Regions from separate parts of the Homo sapiens genome. Here region 1 is linked to region 2. The links are chromatin loops, found by intact Hi-C in ENCODE. Cell type or tissue: ovary. All regions are shown on one strand. Links, peaks and the distances in the headings refer to the core of each region. The heading gives the core; the rest is flanking DNA.

What was found. A loop is a pair of places that touch in the nucleus more often than their neighbours do. Peaks named below come from ENCODE experiments on the same cell type or tissue, not always from the same donor. Only the 100,000 strongest peaks of a DNase experiment are listed, where the experiment ranks them.
Region 1: it touches region 2 in a loop (24-fold over the local background); 1 of 110 quality-filtered maps calls a loop at or near these places.

The regions. Positions count from the first base shown.
Region 1 is chr10:30,578,883-30,587,210 of GRCh38, reverse strand. No RefSeq gene overlaps it. Among named protein-coding and RNA genes, the nearest start is that of LYZL2, 47 kb to the left of the region's middle. In ovary, for the core only: a CTCF peak has its summit at 5,270 (motif pointing left); a DNase peak (open chromatin) is centred at 3,330; H3K4me3 peaks cover 854 bases; H3K27ac peaks cover 1,105 bases.
Region 2 is chr10:30,489,844-30,500,496 of GRCh38, reverse strand. No RefSeq gene overlaps it. Among named protein-coding and RNA genes, the nearest start is that of MAP3K8, 61 kb to the right of the region's middle. In ovary, for the core only: no CTCF peak of the experiment used is centred there; DNase peaks (open chromatin) are centred at 6,176 and 6,399.

The sequences.
Region 1 (8,328 bases), core at 2,790-7,789, 87 kb before region 2:
CTAATTTTAAAGTGAAACAAGGAGATACATAACCTTTGTGATCCCAAGAGAATGGCTGCATGAAGCTGTATGGATTCCCTGATAATGCTAGTCTCAGAATCAGGGCACAATGGCAGGATCTTAGGGATCATCCGCTGCACCAGCCCATCTTACAGGTGAGCAAACTGAGGCCAGAAAAACCAAGTGACTTCCTCTTGAGTCCCAGAACAGCATTCTTTCTAGGCTGCTATATGAATAAGACAAAGGGGGGGGTCTTTTCTTCATGGAAGTCCCTTCTCTCTCACTAGAGCGAGAGCTGTTTTCCTTTCTCTGTCTTTTGCCTATTAAATCTCTGCTCCTAAACTCCTGTGTATGTCTGTGTGCTAAATTTTCTTAGCACAAGATGATGGACCCAGGTATTTACCACAGACAACATAGCTGCTTCACTGACATGTCAGCAAAAGGGACACAACTGGAGATACTGGTTATTTTACCAAGGCTTTGACTGGAATGGTGAAATTTGCTTTAAGGAATCAAACTTGACTTATAGAGCCAATACAAGCTCCTTGGGAAAACTGGCCTCACACCTTGTCTACACAGTCCCTGTACAGGGTTCCTGACCTTTGGCTGACACAGCAAGAAAGCCCTCACCAGATGCTGATCCCTCAGTCTTGGACTTCTCAGCCAACAGAACCATGAGCAAATAAATTTCTGTTGATTATAGATGGAAAAAAAAAAGGCAAAGGGGATCCTACATTACAGTCCCAGTGGGCAAAGCAGTCAGCCCCTAAACTTCCTATGCAACTCTTGAATCTCCAAAAAAGTTATAAGCAGATGCATCACAAAGAAAACTCTGTCTATGGGGCAATAATCAGCTATCAGCAAATCTTGATACTTTGAAGGTGGAACCCAGGGACTGTGGAAATAAATAAGGATCTTCTAATTCTAGATTTTCTTGAAGGCAAAAACTTTGTGAGGCTTACATAAAATGTGTGACATGGAGTACATGCCCTCTGCTTTCAACAGTGAGGGTCTCTTCAATCTTGTACTAGTCCCTGGAGGGCTTTAGCACCCTCCCAGTGGCTAACTTACGACATTGTATTTCCTAGAATCTAGGCAGGTGTCTCAACCTTAGTGCTGAATAATTCTTTCTCACAGGGCACTGATAATTCTGTGTCTTGTAGAATGTCTAGCAGCATCCCTGACCTCTACCCATTAGATGCTGGCTGCATCCCCACTCAGTGACATTCAAAAATGTCTTCTAAACATCTGCACTAATATGTTTATCACAGCTCTATTCACAATAGCAAAGATATGGAATCAACCTAAGTGTTTAGCAATGGAGAATTGGACAAAGAAAATATGATATATATATCATTATACTATATATAGAATAATTATATATTATTGTACATATAATTGTATATAAAATATTTAACTATTATATATAATATATTAATATAATATAGTATATATAGTGTATACATAGTATAACATATAGTATATATTTATATATTATATTTATATATTATAGTAATATAATAATATATAATATATAATTATTATGTATATAATATAATATATTGTTTATATAATGTAATATATTAAATGTTATTATATATTACATAATATATTATGTACATGTATACTAATATATAATATATTATATAATTATATATAATATATACACACATCATGAAATACTATTCAGCCATAAAAAAGAATGAAATCATGTCTTTTGCAGCAACATGGATGGAACTAGAGGCCATTATCCTAAGTGAAATCACTCAGAAACAGTCAAATATGGAATGTTTTCATTTATAAGTGGGAGCTGAAGAGTGGGTACACATGGACACACAGAATAGAATCACAGATATTGGAGACTACAAAAGGTGGGAGGGTTGGAGGGGGTGAGTGTTGAAAAATTACCTATTGGGTACAATGTTCACTATTCAGGTGATAGGTACACTAAAAGCTAAGACTTCATCACTATGCAAAATACACATGTAAGAAACCTGCACTTGCACCTCTCAAATACCTAGGAACAAAAAATAAACTTAGGCCGAGCTGGGGGTGGCTCACATCTGTAGTCCCAGCACTTTAGGAGGCCTAGATGGGTGGATTGCTGGAGCTCAGAAATTCGAGACTAGCCTGATCAACATGGCAAAACCCCGTCTCTACCAAAAATGCAAAAATTAGCCAGGTGTGGTGGCTCACGCCTGTAATCCCAACTGCTCAGGAGGCTGAGGCAGGAGGATTGCTTGAATCTGGGGAGGTGGAGGTTGCAGTGAGCCTTGATCACGCCACTGCACTCCAGCTTGGGTGACAGAGTGAGACCACAACTCAAAAAAAATTGAAATAAAATATATAAAATTTTAAAGTCTTCAAGCCTGGCATGGTGGGACACCTCTGTAGTCCTAGCTACTTGGGAGGCTGAGGCAGAAGGATCACTTGAACCCAGGAGTTGGAGGCTGCAGTGAGCCAAGACCCTCTCTCTAATTAATTTTTTTTTAAAAAGTCTTCAGACATTACTTATTGCCCTCTGCCCATTGAGAATCACAGATCTGAAGCATTGGACCAGTTCTTGCTGTACTGCTGAGTATGACATCCTGCCTGGGTCCTTGTGATGGCCAAAGAAACACACTTGGTTCAGCCTCACCAGTGAGTCCTTCAGGCAAAACTCAAACCCCAATACTCCAGCTGTCAGGACCAACACCCAGATGTGCCTGAGGAGACACGATCATCTCAGTGGAAGTCTTTGCACACAGCCACCAAAAGCTTATAGCCTGGTAAACCCATCTGCTCACATCACTGGCCACAAAAGCAAGTGCGAGCTACAGACTCCATTGGAAGCAATCATCTCTGGCCTCCTCTATGTCTTCCATTGCCCAAGACCCTGGACACCTCGCTCCAGACCACAGCTGCACAACTGCCGCTGCGCTTTTCATTTTGGTCACTCTCCAGATGGTCCGTCTAGCTTCTTGGCCTGTAACATTCTCATATCTAAGCCCTCCTTCTGGCTACTGTGCCTCCTTTGACTCAAAGGAGAGACTCCTTGCTCCTGTCCCAGCCAGCCACAACTCCCCGAAAAGCAAGGGTGTGTGGGATTCAGACAGAGTTTAAGAAACCAGCAAGAGTACACAGGTGCCCCAGCAGTTTCCATTCCTGACACCGGTAAACAAATCCAGAGGTTCCTTCTGAGCTTCCCACTCGGCTTCAGAAGGGCCACCGGGACTGGGAACAGCTCCAAGAGGAAGAACGGAGGGGAAATGAGAAGAATGTTTGTATTGTTTCATGTTTCACAAAGACCTGTCAGGGTGAGCAGTAACCCACGCCAACAGGGCTTAGTCAAGCAACCAGTACCGGCCAACGGACAGTGAAACTGAAAGGAAAACTTGCAGAGCTTTCGTGGAAAGTCCATCAGTGAGAATGTCCTGGATGAATACGGTGTAAACTGTCTCCCAGGCCCTGTTTCATTTTTCCTTAGATGTCAATGGGAAACCACACATTTGCAGAATCAATTGTTTCTGCTTTCTAGAAGAAAGCGTCCTTTGAGATTAGCAGCATAACAATAAATACGTAATTAAATAAATAAGGAAAAACAATTCACAGGTTCCAAGGATTAGAAGGACAAAAAATAAATAGTGGCTGGATGTGGTGGCTCATGCCTGTAATCCCAGCACTTTGGGAGGCTGAGGCGGGTGGAGACCATGAGACCAGCGTGGTCAACATGGTAAAACCCCATCTCTACTAATAATACAAAAATTAGCTTGGCATGGCAGTTTGCACCTGTAACCTCAGCTACTTGGGAGGCTGAGGCATGAGAATTGCTTGAACCCGGGAGGTGGAGGCTGCAGTGAGCCAAGATTGCACCACTGCACTCCAGCCTGGGTGACAGAGTGAAACTGGGTCTCAAAAAAAAAAAAAAAAAAGACAAAAAATAAATAAGAAGAATAAATTAAAAAATAATAAAAGAAAGAGATTAGCAGGGTGGAAGCAGACGGCACAGAGAAGAGGGGGCACCGGCCCCCAGATGGGCTGTGGGAGCAATGCCAAGGTTGGAGGTGGTGGGAGAAAGGCGGAATCTCTATAGCCTGATAGAGGTTGAAGATGCTTTTGCAAAGCTAGTGTACTTAATTAATTGCGGGAAACAAAGGGTCTTTCTGATCCATACAAAGTATACTTTCATTGGGTAACCTGATCATTAAAAGAGATTTCAACTAAGACAGATGATGAGGACCTTCCAAAAGTCAGTCACTCGACAGACGTCCAAAGTGCCAGTGCCCAGTAAGAACGCACGCTGTCTCGCCCAGGTGGCATGAAACGCCATGAGGCCCTGGAACAAGGGTTACAATTATTTTCTTCTTTAAAAAATTTTTTATTTGTATAAATGTATGTGGTGCAAGTGTAACTTATTACAGGGATATATTGCATAGTGGTAAATTCGGGGCTTTTAGTGTATCCATCACCCGAATAATGTACACCGTACCTATTAAGTAATTTCTCATCACCCCCCTTCCTCTAAGTCTCCAATCTCTATCATTTCACACTCTATGTCCATGTGTGTACATTATTTTATTATTATTATTTTTTGAGACAGGGTCTTTCTCTGTTGCCCAGGCTGGAGCACAGTGGTGTGATCACAGCTCACTGAAGCCTCAACTTCCCAGGCTCAATCAATCCTCCAGCCTCAGCCTTCTGAGTAGCTGGGACCACAGATATGCACCGCCATACCCCAAAGAGATGGGGTTTTGCCATGTTGCCCAGGCTGGTCTTGAACTTCTGGGCTTAAGTGATCTGCCCGTCTTGGCCTCCCAAAATGCTGGGATGACAGGTGTAGCCACCGTGCCCAGCCCTGCACACATTATTTAGCTCCCACTTATAAGTGATCTCAGCCCTTGTTGCTGCTGTTTCTTGAGAAGGGAAATTGAATTTCTAATATGCAGGGGATCTCTTCCCTAATTTCCTGCACTGTTATGGAGTCTTTTCTGTTTTTCATATTTCTTCATCAATTCATCGGAGGTCTAGAAAGGAGATGCCTTGGGCTATCATTTTACTCAGAAACTGTCTTTTTTTTTTAATCTTTTATCAAAATTCCTCTCTTGTCTGTTGACTTCTGGGTAGAATCCCAAGCTCACAGGACAGACTACATGGATCATTAGATTTAGCCAAAAAGAAAAAAGGACTTGTGCTGGAAAGTCAGGAAAACAGACTGAAGGGCTATAGCAGGAGGATGTGGGAGGTAGCTAGGGCCCCCTACTGGCCAAAGTGGGGATAATGTAAAAATCAAACCAAGTGGTGTAGAACAAGAATCCATGAGTTCATATTGATATAAACGAATAAATGAAAAATAAATAATAAATTGATTAGGGAGAGGGAAACCCTTCCTTATAGCAGCGTGCAAGCTGATAAATGTGGAAAGAATGAAGGAATTAGAAATGTATTAATACCAAATGCTGGGCCAGGCACGGTGGCTCATGCCTGTAATCCCAGCACTTTGGGAAGCTGAGCCGGCAGATCACGAGGTCAAGAGATCAAGACCATCCTGACCAACATGGTGAAACCCCGTCTTTGCTAAAAATACAAAAATTAGCTGAGTGTGGTGGCATGCGTCTGTAGTCCCAGCTACTCGGGAGGCTGAGGCAGGAGAATCGCTTGAACCCAGGAGGTGGAGGTTGCAGGGAGCTGAGATCGCGCCAGTGCACTCCAGCCTGGGCGACAGAGCGAGACTCCATCTCAAAAAAAAAAAAAAAAAGCTAAACCTGGTGGGTGAAGTTTTGATACGAGCAAGATATTTACTTAGTCTCAAAGTATTGCTCCACAAGTTACTTTTTAATTTTTTTTGTGTGTGTGTGTGTGTGACAGGGTCTGTCTCTGTTGCCCAGGCTGGAATGTAGTGGTGAAAATATGGCTTATGGCAGCCTCGACTTCCTGGGCTCAAGTGAATCCTCCTGTCTCAGTCTCCCAAAGTAAAGAGGTTACAGGCATGAGCCACTGCGCCAGGCCTACTTTAAATTATAAGGGAAAAAAATTAGTGACTTTATTTGGAAGAAAGCTAACGAACACTACCTTTACACAAAAGAAGATTTTTTGGCTTGATAAGGTGATAAGGTGAGCAAAAGGCCAGGTGGAGCTTAGAAAAATGTATAAGAAGGGTTGCATCAGTAAGGACTTGTAATTAAATCTCTGAAAATAGCAGAAAAACAAATTAAACAGAGGCCTCTTCCCTCTGGCGCTCCAGATAATTGAATCTTGCTGCCCAAGCAAGCTGAAACAGGGCAGCATGGAATAAAACCACTTGGCATGTGGGTAATTCTGTTATTTCCAAAGGACTTTCCCAAATATCATCTTGCTTTATGCTATTTCTCACAGCAATTCTGTGATGCAAAGCAGCTATCTCCCGTGTAAGCCATCTCCTGATTTACATATGAGCACACTCAACCCAGAGGGTACGTGACTTGCCCAAGGTCACACAACAGAGCCAGGATGTGACCCCATGCTGCTGGCACCATGGCCAGTGTCCCACCGCACTGACCCGTCACTTGAGCTCACTTGCACCATCCCTGAAAAATGTCAGGTGATTCCTACATCACAAAGAAAAATATTTTTGAGGGGGTAAGAAAAACCCATTAATATCGCTTTTTAGTCCCGTTTCATCCATACACTTAATCTGGATCACTCTACTCCTTTTGATAAATTGCCTGAAAATAGGGAACTAACATCAGAAAGGTAAAACTCATGAACAGAAAGAGTCTTTCCTGAAATGCTAATGAAGCCAATTGTGAAGGAGTAAAAAGCTTCGGAGATTGTATCTGGAAAAGCCAGGGAGACAAACACCATTCAAACGCCGCTCCATCTCTCCTCTCAGGAGCCCAGGGATGTTCCTCTCTGCTCTTTTCTTTGGTTGTGGTACAATGTGCACGAAGCAGTTGGTGGAAAAATCATCCTCGTGGGTACTTTCCTGCTTGTCTTCATTGTTCATATTTTCATATTGATCACAAATCAATCCCTTGCTTTTTGAAGTTAATGTCATGGTTGATTTTTTTTTTGTTTTTTGAGACATTGTCTACACGATCAGTTGACACCTTGAAAGCAGGCTGGTCTTGAAAGTATGAGTTCCCTTTTAACTGATGGCCCTTTCCTGGGATAATGAATGAACTCAACTTCGGGTTCGAGTTGCTCCAACAACCCACTTCCAGCCACAGAACTCCCATGAGAGCCTCTGCAGCCTGGGCCCCTCCAGCTCATAGGGATGCCCACCCAAGTCAAGTGCTTCTAAATGAGCGACCTCCTCAAAAGAAAGCACAGGAGAAAGCAGGAATCAGTAAGACTTTTCTGGTTTTCTCTTCAAATATTAACAAGTTGACACTTAAGAAGATAAGGCAAACTCTTAGAGCCAGAGGATAAAAAAGGCTCCTTCATGCTGCTTTCAACTCATTAGAACACGTGCCACTTACCATGCAGCCTTCTGCTGTCTCTCGTCAGCAGTACAAGCCTCAGCCCCTAATCCTGCCTGGCTGCTGAAGGATTAGACCCAGCACTTAGTATTTAACCTGCTCCTCCCCTGCAGATCTTGTGGATTTGGTTTTTCTTTTATGGGTTGCAAAAGCAAAATAATAATCCCAGATACCTGTCACTTCAGCCAAGGGAGATTTATTACTTTTAATCAAAGGATATTTGTTATAAAAGGAGTTATGTATACATGAATACACACACAGATACACTCATATTTATGCATGTGTACAGACAGACACACATCAGCAAACCTAAGGCCCCATGTGGGGGACTCAGGGCACTGTCTGTTCCCCTCCTCCACTGATGGATTTTTGTTCACAGTTTGTCATCTGTGTCCTGGAGGCCACCAAAGGCTCATGTGCCCTCATAGCGTGGTGACATCTTAACCTCTAACACTTTTGTGTGATCATTTGAAAAGGTACTGAAAAACTGGAAAGTCAACATTGAAAAAAAAAATGACAGGCCAGGCGTGGTGGCTCACTTCTGCAATCCCAGCTACTCGGGAGGCTGAGGCAAGAGAATGCCTTGAGCCTAGGAGTTTGAAATTGCAGTGAGCGATGATTGCACCACTGCACTCCAGCCTGGGTGACAGAGCGAGACCCTGTCTCTATCAAAAAAAAAAAAAATCCCTCATCACTTATTCCTGAGTCTGTCCAAGCCAACGAGGTCATTGACCTTACAATTGCTAGCAAGAGGGGTGAGGAGAGGACAAAGGAGGAGCAAAGGCAATAAAGTCAGTGATTAGGTGGACACCAGGTGGGTGTCCAAGTCAATATGGAAGGTGAAGGCATTAAGAAACAAGAAATTGAAAATCTAAAAAGAAAAAAAAAATTT
Region 2 (10,653 bases), core at 3,463-8,462:
TCAATTTGAAAGACACTGCATTACACTATGATCAGGGCAATGGGTTAGAAGTAACTGAACCCCTGTAGAAGTCCATTTCTAGTTTAAAAGGTTCTCTGACAATTCCAGGCTACAGCTGATCCAGAAGAAAGCCTATTCTGAACTTTCACCTCTCGCAGGGGCCTCCCATTTCTCATCTGGGGTTTTTGTAATCCATTTGCTTCCCATTTGGCCACCGAATTAACTCTATATGGGGAAGATAATCAGGGCATGTTTCCTTCCTTCTTTCCCTCCTTCCCTTGCTTTCTCCCTCCCTCCTTCCTTCCCTTCCCTCCTTCTTTCTTTGCTTCCCTTCCTTCCCTCTCTCCCTCCCTTCCTTCCTTCCCTCCCCATCCCTCCCTTCCTTCCCTCCCTCCTTTCCCTCCTTCCCTCACTCCATTCTTTCCCTATCTCCTCCCTCTCTTCTCTTCCTCCTTGCCTTCCTTCCCTGCTTCCCTTGCTTCCTCCCTTCCTCCTTTCCCTCCTTCTTTCTTTTCTTTCTTTCCCTCCCTCCCTCCCTTTCTTCCCTTCTTTCTTTACTTTCCTTCCTTCCCTCCCTCTCTCCCTCGCTTCCTTCCTTCCCTCCCTCTCTTCTTTCCCTACCTCCTCCCTCTCTTCCCTCCCTCCCTTCCTTCCCTCCTTCTTTCTTTCCTTTCCTTCCTTATCTACCCTCCCTCTCTCCTTCCTCTCTTCCCTCCCGCTCTCCCCTCCCTTCCTTCCTTCCTTCTTTTGCTCTCTCTTCCTTTCTTGTTTACTTTCTTTAATAAATGAATTGAGTCTTTAATATCTCGAAGCTTTCTCAAGCAACAATATCTGTTCAAAGTATTTTTATTAACTTAAAAATGCATTGCAGTGCATATGCTTATTCTCTTATGAAGAGGAGCAAAATAATAGCTTTTATAAATAACGGAATAAAAAGGCCCAGTTTTGCTGTTTTGTTTTGTTTTGTTTTGTTTTTTTAATTTGAAGCCAACCTTGGTCTTAACCTATCTGGACCACATACATTAGGCCCTATATAAAGCCTGGGTGACAGAGCAAGACTCCATCTCAAAAAACAAACAAACAAACAAACAAAAAACAATGACCCCCAGCTCCATCCAAGTTGCTGCAAAAGACATTACCTTGTTCCTTTTTGTGGCTGAGTAGTATTCCATGGTGTACATATATCACATTTTCTTTATCCACTTGTTGGTTGATGGGCACTTAGGTTGGTTCCACGTCTTTGCAATTGTGAACGGTGCTGTTCAAAACATGCATGTGTATGTGTCTTTTTCATATAATCCCTTCTTTTCCTTTGGGTAGATACCCAGTTGTGGGATTGCTGGATCGAATGGTGGTTCTACTTTTAGTTCTTTAAGGAATCTACATACTGTGTTCCATAGTGGTTGTACTAATTTACATTTTCATGGCTGAATACTCTTAATTCCATTTTACAGGTGAGGAATCTAAGATTCAAGGGGTTAAAATCACACTGTAGTAAGCCTTGGATCTGACTTTGTCCAATTCCAAAGTTTGTGACTCTTTGTTCTATATCAAACTGACTTCCAATTGCCTCATTTCCTTCAAATCCATCCAGAGTTCTGTTTTTCAAGAATTCTGTACTTGTGCATCAGAGTGTCCTAGACAAGGGGGTAGCTTGGCCTATTGCTCTCTGGGCACGCAATGATAGCATCGCACCAAAGTTGCTTGGATGACAGTGTTTGTCTCACATTCTCTGGCCAAATGGGCCTCCATGGGAGCATTTTGTTAAATTTTTAGGACAAATCCTCTAGGCTGAAAGCTTTATGGTGTCCCTATTGCTTATCAATCTATCTTAAACTTCTTATATCTCATTTTCAAAAATACCTATAACTTGAATTCATCCATCCTCATCCTCCCATTCTGCACTATAATGTAATAAGCTTTTCTTCAGTTTCTTTTGAGCCATATTGTAGTAGAAATAGGGCTGGGGCCAGGCACAGTGGCTCACACCTGTCATCTCAATACTTTGGGAGGCCAAGGCATGTGAACTGCTTGAGGCCAGGAGTTTGAGACTAGCCTGGGGAACAGAGTGAGACCCCATCTCTACAAAAAGAAAGAAAATAAGTAATAGGGCTGAGCCAGCTATCAGAAGCACCCATGCTCTTGCTCTGTTTTTGACTCTTAGTGGCCCTGGGTCTTTTAGGCCATCAGCTTACCTTCTTGAAAGACTGTCTCTACAGCTGTGAATTAACAGCCTTCTACTAAATCCTCTGAGAAGTCTCTTTCTGCTTTGAAATTCAGTGACTCTTTTACCTCATAGCATATTCTCAGTTCAGTGTTCAGGGTTTTACAGCCACAAGACTCGACAAACAGCGCTAAACTATTATAATTAGTTCAAATTGCTATTAGTTCTAAATAGCTCATTAAAAGTGCAGCAGTTTAGAATTAGCATCGTTTTTTTCAGATTAAGACCTCTCATTTCTCCAAAGTCTTAAGTGTTAATACTGTAGTGTTTTGAGATTGGCAGGGAAAGCAAGGGAAGGCAGGGAAGGAAGTGGTTAGGGTAAGGCGCTTGGAGTACATTCAAACAGCTCAACAGTGGCCAGTGCAGGTTGGGGAAATTTCTCTCTCTGGCCCTGCAAACAGAACTGCACGCTAGAGTGATTCCCCCTGCATACTCACTCCAATGGTGTCTTATTGTGCCCACTGGCTAGAACCCAGTTGTGGTCTTGGATTGACCAAATGATTTATATCAGGTGGCCAGAGAGCTGAGGTCTCACGCCCTGTTTTTTCCTTTTTCTTTTTTGAGAGGGAGTCTTGCTCTGTTGCCCAGGCTGGAGTGCAGTGGCGCAATCTCGGCTCACTGCAACCTTCACCTCCTGGGTTCAAGCGATTCTCCTGCCTCAACCTCCTGAGTAGCTGGGATTACAGGCACCTGCCACCATGCCCGGCTAATTTTTGTCTTTTAGTAGAGATGGGGTTTCACTATGTAGGTCAAGCTGGTCTCGAACTCCTGATCTCAAATGATCCCACCACCTCAGCCTGCCAAAGTGCTGGGATTACAGGTGTGAACCTCTGTGCCCGGCCACACCCCCTTTTCTCTATTTGAAATGGAATCTTAGCTTTTCAAGCAGTGAAACTTTGAACAAACTGTGGAACAAATCCAGAAGCTCATCTTATAAACTTACAACTTTCAAATATGCAAACAAATCAGTCTCTCCAAGCAAGAGTGTGATGTGCTTGCATTCTTAGTATAGCAGAACTTGGAGCATCTTCCTCTACGCAGAGTCCAGGGCTGCATTATTTCAGGGACCTTTTATGTACTTTAGCTAATCGAGCAAAACTCTTCCCAAGGTTTGCCAATGTCTTTGTCTGTTTGGGTTGCAATAACAAGATACTACAGATCTGGCAGCTTATAAACAACAAGCATTTATTTCTCACAGTTTTGGAGGCTGGGAGGTCTAAGATCAAGGTGCCAGTAGATTCAGTGTCTGGTGAGGGCCCATTTCCTTGTTTATAGACATCCAGTCTTCTCTGTTAGGGTTCCACACTCACAACTTAATCACCTCCCAAAGGCCCCATCTTCAAATACCACTACATTGGGGATTCAGTTTCAACATGTGAACCGCTCATTGGGTGGGTGAGGAGGGCATAAACATTCCATCTTTAGCAACCCACGTTCAATATTTTATACTCTGGGAGAATTAGAGAATGTAGACCAGTGAGGATGATGGAGAAAAGGGGAATCCACAGAACTCTGGATAGCACAGAGTGCAGTTCTGTTTGCAGAGCACAGAGCCAGCCAAGTCCCGGACCACTGTGGGAGCCAGTCACCCTCTAGGCATCTGGAAGCTGCTTCTAACTGATCTATATGAAGGCTGGCAGAAGTCTGAGATGCAAAAAGCTGACAGCAACATCCCCTTTGCCCTGGACCAAACTTACAGACAGGTGGAGCATACAGTCACCTACACAGTGTGCTTTGAGGGGCTTGGGAGTCTTGCATTCTTCCTAGAGAATGCTTTTCCCTACAATGCCTGAAATTTTGGCATCCACCATTCATTCCCCCTAGTCAGGCATTGCCTTCACTCCAGTTTTCATTCAAATTATACATATTCTTGAGAAATATATCACACTCCCTCCCTCCCTGGCTACTTTACTATAAGTCAAGTAAGTTGTACCAAGAAACAGGACAAGAAAGTGAGAATGGAGGCTGGGCGCAGTGGCTCATGTCTTTGGGTGGCCAAGGCAGGTGGACCACGAGGTCAGGAGTTCGAGATCAGCCTGGCCAACATGGTGAAACCCTGTCTCTACTAAAGATACAAAAAATTAGCTGGGTGTGGTGGCAGGTGCCTGTAATCCCAGCTACTCTGGAGGCTGGGGCAGGAGAATCACTTGAACCCAGGAGGCGGAGGTTGCAGTGAGCCAAGATCAGGCCATTGCACTCCAGCCTGGGTGATAGGGCGAGACTCCATCTAAAAAAAAAAAAAAGTAAGAATGGAGATCAGATAGGGGTTGGGGTAGGTGGTGTCTCATGTCTTAACCGGGGAAAAACCTTGTTCTCTATCATAAATTAGCCCGGGACCAGCTCCATCCCTATGACACACACTTTACTCCCTCCAAAAGGGAAAATCTGAGATCATAGGTTTGTTTTCTTGAGTCATTGAAGTATCTTCCGAAGAGGGCCTGGATTTGGGGGTGAAAAAAACTATGTCAAAGGAAAGAGAGCAAACGAGAAAAACAGTGTATAGTACTTTGCCTGTCACTTCACAGGTATTTGATAAATAAACATTCCCTTACTTCCTTTCTAGTGCTTCGATGTCTCTACTGTATTAATTTCTCCTCACTTAATTCCATTCTCTAAAAGTGTAGATTTCATGCCTGAAATGATCAGAAATTCCCAGACATTCATTAGAAATCCATCTTCAAGAAGGGACTTTTGTCATGAATATTAGCAGGTTCCTATACCTGTTCAACATAGCCTTGGCTGGTTCCAGCATAGAGTTTTATGGCAGGCGGGAGATCAAGATAGTCAGCAAAACAGTGAGGTCAAAAAAACACTCACATTGGCTGGGCACAGTGGCTCACACCTGTGATCCCAGCACTTTGGGAGGCCAAGGCAGGCAGATTTCTTGAGGTCAGGAGTTGGAGACCAGCAGCAATTCTCCTGCCTCAGCCTGCCAAGTAGCTGGGCCTACAGGTGCACGCCATCATGCCAGGCTAATTTTTGTATTTTTAGTAGAGACAGGATTTCACCATATTGGTCAGACTGGTCTCTAACTCCTGACCTCATGATCCGATGGCCTCGGCCTCCCAAAGTGCTGGGATTACAGGCACGAGCCACGGCGCCGGGCCTATTTATTTATGTGTTTATTTGTTTATCTATTTGAGATGGGCTCACTCTGTCACCCAGGCTGGAGTGCAGTGGTACAACCATAGCTCACTGCAGCCTCAACCTCTTGGGTTCAAGCAATCCTCCCACCTCAGCTTCCCAAGTAGCTAAGACTACAGATGTGAGCCACCATACTCGGCCTACTTTTTGGCTTTAAATTACTTTGACACATGTTGAGTGAACGTGCTGTCTTCACTAATCCCATCAAACAAAGAAGTTCTCACCAACTGATTTCGTTCAAATTCCCATGACACAAGAAACTATAATTTTCATTCTTTTCCCATGTTGTGTCTTGAGTTTTCCAGCCCTGCAGCCTGGGCCTTTAGCCTTCATGGTACATACACAGTCCCATTTTCAGTTCCTTTCTCTCACCACTTCCTGGGGTCTCTGTTTTTTCAATTCTTGGCTTCACTTTTTCTGTCCTTTCTACATGTTTCTGCTTCGGTGCCACTTCCTGTATTTCCATGTTTTACTCTTGCTTTCCTCCCTTTATTTTCTCAGATATTCATTGATATATCAATTCGTTGACTATATATCATGTGCTTGGCACAGTAATAAGTGCAGGGGAGCCAGAAATGGATGGCACAGCCTTTCCTTAAGGGACTCATCATTATGGGTGACAGAAGAAGAAACTATCTTGCTCCCTTGACCCAGACCTTGCTGGCCCAAATCCATTTGTCATCATCCCTGCAGAGCTCTGGTCCCTGGCAGTGACACACCCTGACATGACTGTCTGCAGCGAGTGACTCAAGCCCTGGATTCTGCCCAGTCTGGTTCTGTCTCCATGACCCACTCTGTGTCGCCCTCTGTGACACTAGCCTCCTCCAAGGTCATCCTTGCTGTGCTGGGGAACACATGTCCTTGTGGTTCTGAGCTCACCAGTGAGTCCACCCATTCTGTCCTCAGCAGTTTTCTTGTGGCTTCTCATTTTTTTCCACACCCTTTGTCTGTCCCTGATAACTTCCTCTTTTTTCCCATCAACACTGGACAGTAGTTTCATTTTGTTCTCTTTCTTCCTAGAGGTGTCCCTTCCCTCCTCCCCTCCGCTCCCTGCTCCCTGGGGCTTCCTGCACTCATCGGAGCAGAAGTCACCATTCCTCTTCCGCATAGGAACCTCAAGACCCAATTCTCCCTTCTATGTGACACATCAAGTTTTCTGTCCACTAGGGGACCACAGAATTTACCATTCAAACCAGATACTTCTGAGCGTGAAAGGGGGTGCTATTAATAATTACACCAACATAGTAGGTGTAAACCACGACTGTCCCAAATGGGATCTGATGGCCATCCCACTGTTTGCAGACGTATGACCTACTAGACCACTGACATCTCATACACTTTTCTTTTGGGAGATGCTTTTATGACCTAATCCAGCAGAATTGCAGAGCTATTCCTGATTGCGTGTCACACCAGACGGCCTCTTGAGTCATATGTATTGCATGTCTCTGACTGTCCCCTAGATCAGCTAAAGCCCTCCTCCGAATGACAAGCCCTCTAAATGAGCAGTCAAACCTGCAATCATATTCATGGTCATAGTTACTGAAGTTGCAGTTTAGACAGCAGCTACCTTTCCCCCCAGCCCCCTGCCCAGCTGTCTCCAATGCCTCCCTTACCCAAATATAAACCTCTGCTGTGGTCAAGGAAATGGCAGCATCACTACTGTGCCCAGCGTTCATGGTAGTGTTTACCAAAGATCAAAGGAACTGATCAAAGGAACTGATCAAAGCCCCGATCAAAGCCCCAAATTTCCAGCTTAATCGAGTGTCTTCCTTTTAGGGCTCCTGCTGTGACCTATGGCAATACTCACCAGGATACTTCCAAAGCCAAGAGCAAGCACTCATGGGCCACAAATACCCAGATCCTCACTAGCCCCCTTCTGCTATAGGGAGCATGCCTCTCTTCCTCTGCCAGCTAGATTATTTTTGGCAAAAGCTCACACTGTGATTTCACCAGCCTGGGTATATTGATTTGATGATAAGAGACAGAGCCCCAGCACAAGTGAAATTAGCCCAGAAGGGGAATTCATTGACTCACGGGTCCAAGAAAATTGTTTTGGGTTTTATTGTTTTTTGGGGGTTTTTTTGAGACAGAGTCTAGCTCTGTCGCCCAGGCTGGAGTGCAGTGGCATGATCTTGGCTCACTGCAACCTCCACCTCCCAGATTCAAGCAATTCTCCTGCCTCAGCCTCCTGCGTAGCTGGGACTACAGGCATGCACCACCATGCCCAGCTTATTTTTTGTATTTTCAGTAGAGACAGGGCTTCACCAGGCTGTCCAGGCTGGTCTCGATCTCCTGACCTCGTGATCCTCCTGCCTTGGCCTCCCAAAGTGCTGGGATTATAGGCATGAGCCACTGCACCCGGCCTGAGATTTTGTTGTTGTTGTCATTTGTTTGTTTGTTTTGAGACAGAGTCTTAACTCATCTCCCAGGCTGGAGTGCATTCGCATGATCATGGCTCATTGCAGCCTCAACCTCCTGGGCTCAAGCGATCCTCCCATTTCAGCTACTTGAGTAGCTGGGACCACAAGGATGTGTGACTCCATGCCCAGCTAATTTTTTTATTGTTCATAGAGATGGGGTCTCACTATGTTGCCCAGGCTTTTTTTTATTGAGCAAGAAAATTGTTGATGAGGGAGACAGGGATGCTGCTTAGCCTGAGAAAAGACCAGAACCAGAGATCTGAGGCCCATCCAGACTCCGTCTGCATCTTTTGCCCTGTTTCTGGTCATCAGCCTAAGTCTCACTCCTGAATGAACAGCATGGCAGGAAATGTGGTTCCTGAGCTCTGAAGTTTTGCACATTAGTGTCCTCTGTGTGTGTGTGAGTGTGTGTGTGTGTGAGAGTGTGTGTCTGCACGCACACGCACATGAGTGCAGCCTAGGGTATATTTCCATCATTTCCTAGGTGTGAATTGGGGGCATGACAACCAGGAGTCTTTAGGTCACACTTGGCTAGAAGGATACAGCAGCTCCTGATGTATATCCTGTCTGGATCATGGATGAGATGCAGTGTTTGGATATAGGAGAGAGGTCTCTAAACTGTCCAATTAGGAAGCTCTCCACAGGAAGCAGGTTTATGGGTGTCATATGCACACTGGTGGTGCTATTGGTTTTTCAGCTCAGATTCTTCTGTCAGTTACTGTTGATGCCTGGGAAAGGAAGAACTTCTTATTTTGCTTTATTAATGTGCTTGGTGAATGTCTCGTGCAACTTTGTGCATTTGGGACAGAGATACCTGACTTCATAGCATTGGGTCTCCAGCCGGGATCTGACTCCCCATACAGACCTAAGCTCATCAGTCAGACCCTGAATCAGAAGTACAGGGGAAGTTTCTAGAAGAGTGGAGTTGCTGGATCGAGTTCCCCAAATCCTTTAACAGTGAGTTTCCTGGGCCCCCTGAACCACCTACGTAAGTTAGGGAAACCCATCCAGGACCCTCATCTTTTCCATCCCGTAGCCATCCTCATTCTCCTGCCTGGCATGCGGCAGCTGTCAGTAAACACTCCAGCTCTCTTTTTGTTATTGTTATTATTGTTGTTATTTTAAGATAGTCCTTACAACTTGTCATTACATAAGTGCCCCAGCCTAGCATCAAACAAGCCAGAAACTGCCCCTGACATTCATCTCCACCCAGTTTCTTCCTGCACAGCAAACAACTCATTTCCACTCCCTCGCCTGTTTCTCCAGCTCTTCCCTGGGCTGGGCTGTGTCCCTTGCTTTCTGGGTTAGTCATATGCGTGTCAACTTTCAGTTGAGTTTCGCCACATGAGGAGATTTCTTCATCTCCATTCAACCCCCAAGTTTCCTTCACCTTTGACACCATTCTTTCTGACACCTCCAACATGTTTTTTCAGACAAATTCTGATTCTCTCTTCTACCAGGCTGCAAGCATCCTTCTCTAAGTTTCTCTTGGGGTGTTTTCTGGAGCCTTGCTGCTCATGTGCCCTTTGCTCCATACAACCCATCCTCCACGCACACCCTGCGGCCATCCCCACTCAATTTCCTTGGAACCCCCTTTCTACTCCTCTTTCATTCATTTCTTCTTTTTTTTTTTCGAGACGGAGTGTCTCCCTGTCACCCAGGCTGGAGTGCAGTGGCTTGATCTTGGCTCACTGCAACCTCCGCCTCCCGGGTTCAAGTGATTCTGCTTTCTCAGCCTCCAGAGTAGCTGGGATTACAGACACGTGCTACCATACCCAGCTCATTTTTGTATTTTTAGTAGAGATAGGTTTCACCATGTTAGTCAGGCTGGTCTGGAACTCCTGACCTCAGGCGATCTGCCCACATCGGCCTCCGAAGTGCTGGGATTACAGGTGTGAGCCTTCTACCCCTTTTTCACTTGTTACATCTAAACCGAGCCCAGCCATCCTCGTCCGGGTGGGAGCTGTCTGCTCCTGGCTGTCCTTTGCTGCCCTCAGGGTTCTCCCCACCCATTCCCTCTTCATTCCTTCTCCTCTTTCAGCATCCACTAGTTCATCTTTGCTCCCTCCACACTTCTTCCTCTCTTATGGTCTTTGCCTTTTTCACAGGTTGGTCCCTGCCTGTCCCCTGGGCAGGTGTATCCAGCCCTGTGATATTTCCCCTCTCACTCTGAACCTGCCTCCTCTGCTATAGCCCACATATGGGTTGTTTATAGAAATGTCACTTTCCTCCACCCAAAGGTTACCCCAGCCTTCTATTTTTATTTTTCTACTGAAAGCACTGTTATCGGCACTATGCTTGAAATATCATTCTCAACCACAGTGCTGAATTCTGATAGTTTCCCTTTTTGGGGGTTCATTTGAAAATAACAAAAATGAGCCAGGCATGGTGGCATGTGCCTGTAGTCCCAGCTCCTGGGGGCTTGGGTTGAGGGGATGGAGGCAGGAGGATTGCTTGAGACGGTTCTAAGCCGCAGTGGGTTGTGATCGCTCCTGGGAGACAGAGCGAGACCCTGTCTCTAAAAAGAAGAAAAAAATGACAAAATGATTTATTGTAATTATAAAAATAATATATGGTTACAATAGAAATTTGGTGACTAAAATACTAACAGTTTGTTGTCTAATATTTCTTTTCTATTGTTTAGAAGGTATGATTTTTAAAAATTGTAATCATATCTCATACACAGTTGTCAATTCTTCCATTATCTTTTTTTTAACTATTATTTTTTATAGAGACGGGATCTCCCTGTATTGCTCAGGCTGGTCTCGAGCTCCTGGGCTCAAGTGATCCTCCCACCTCAGCTGCCCAAAGTTCTGGAATTACAAACATGGAGCACTGTGCCCTGCCAATTCTTCCATTTTCACT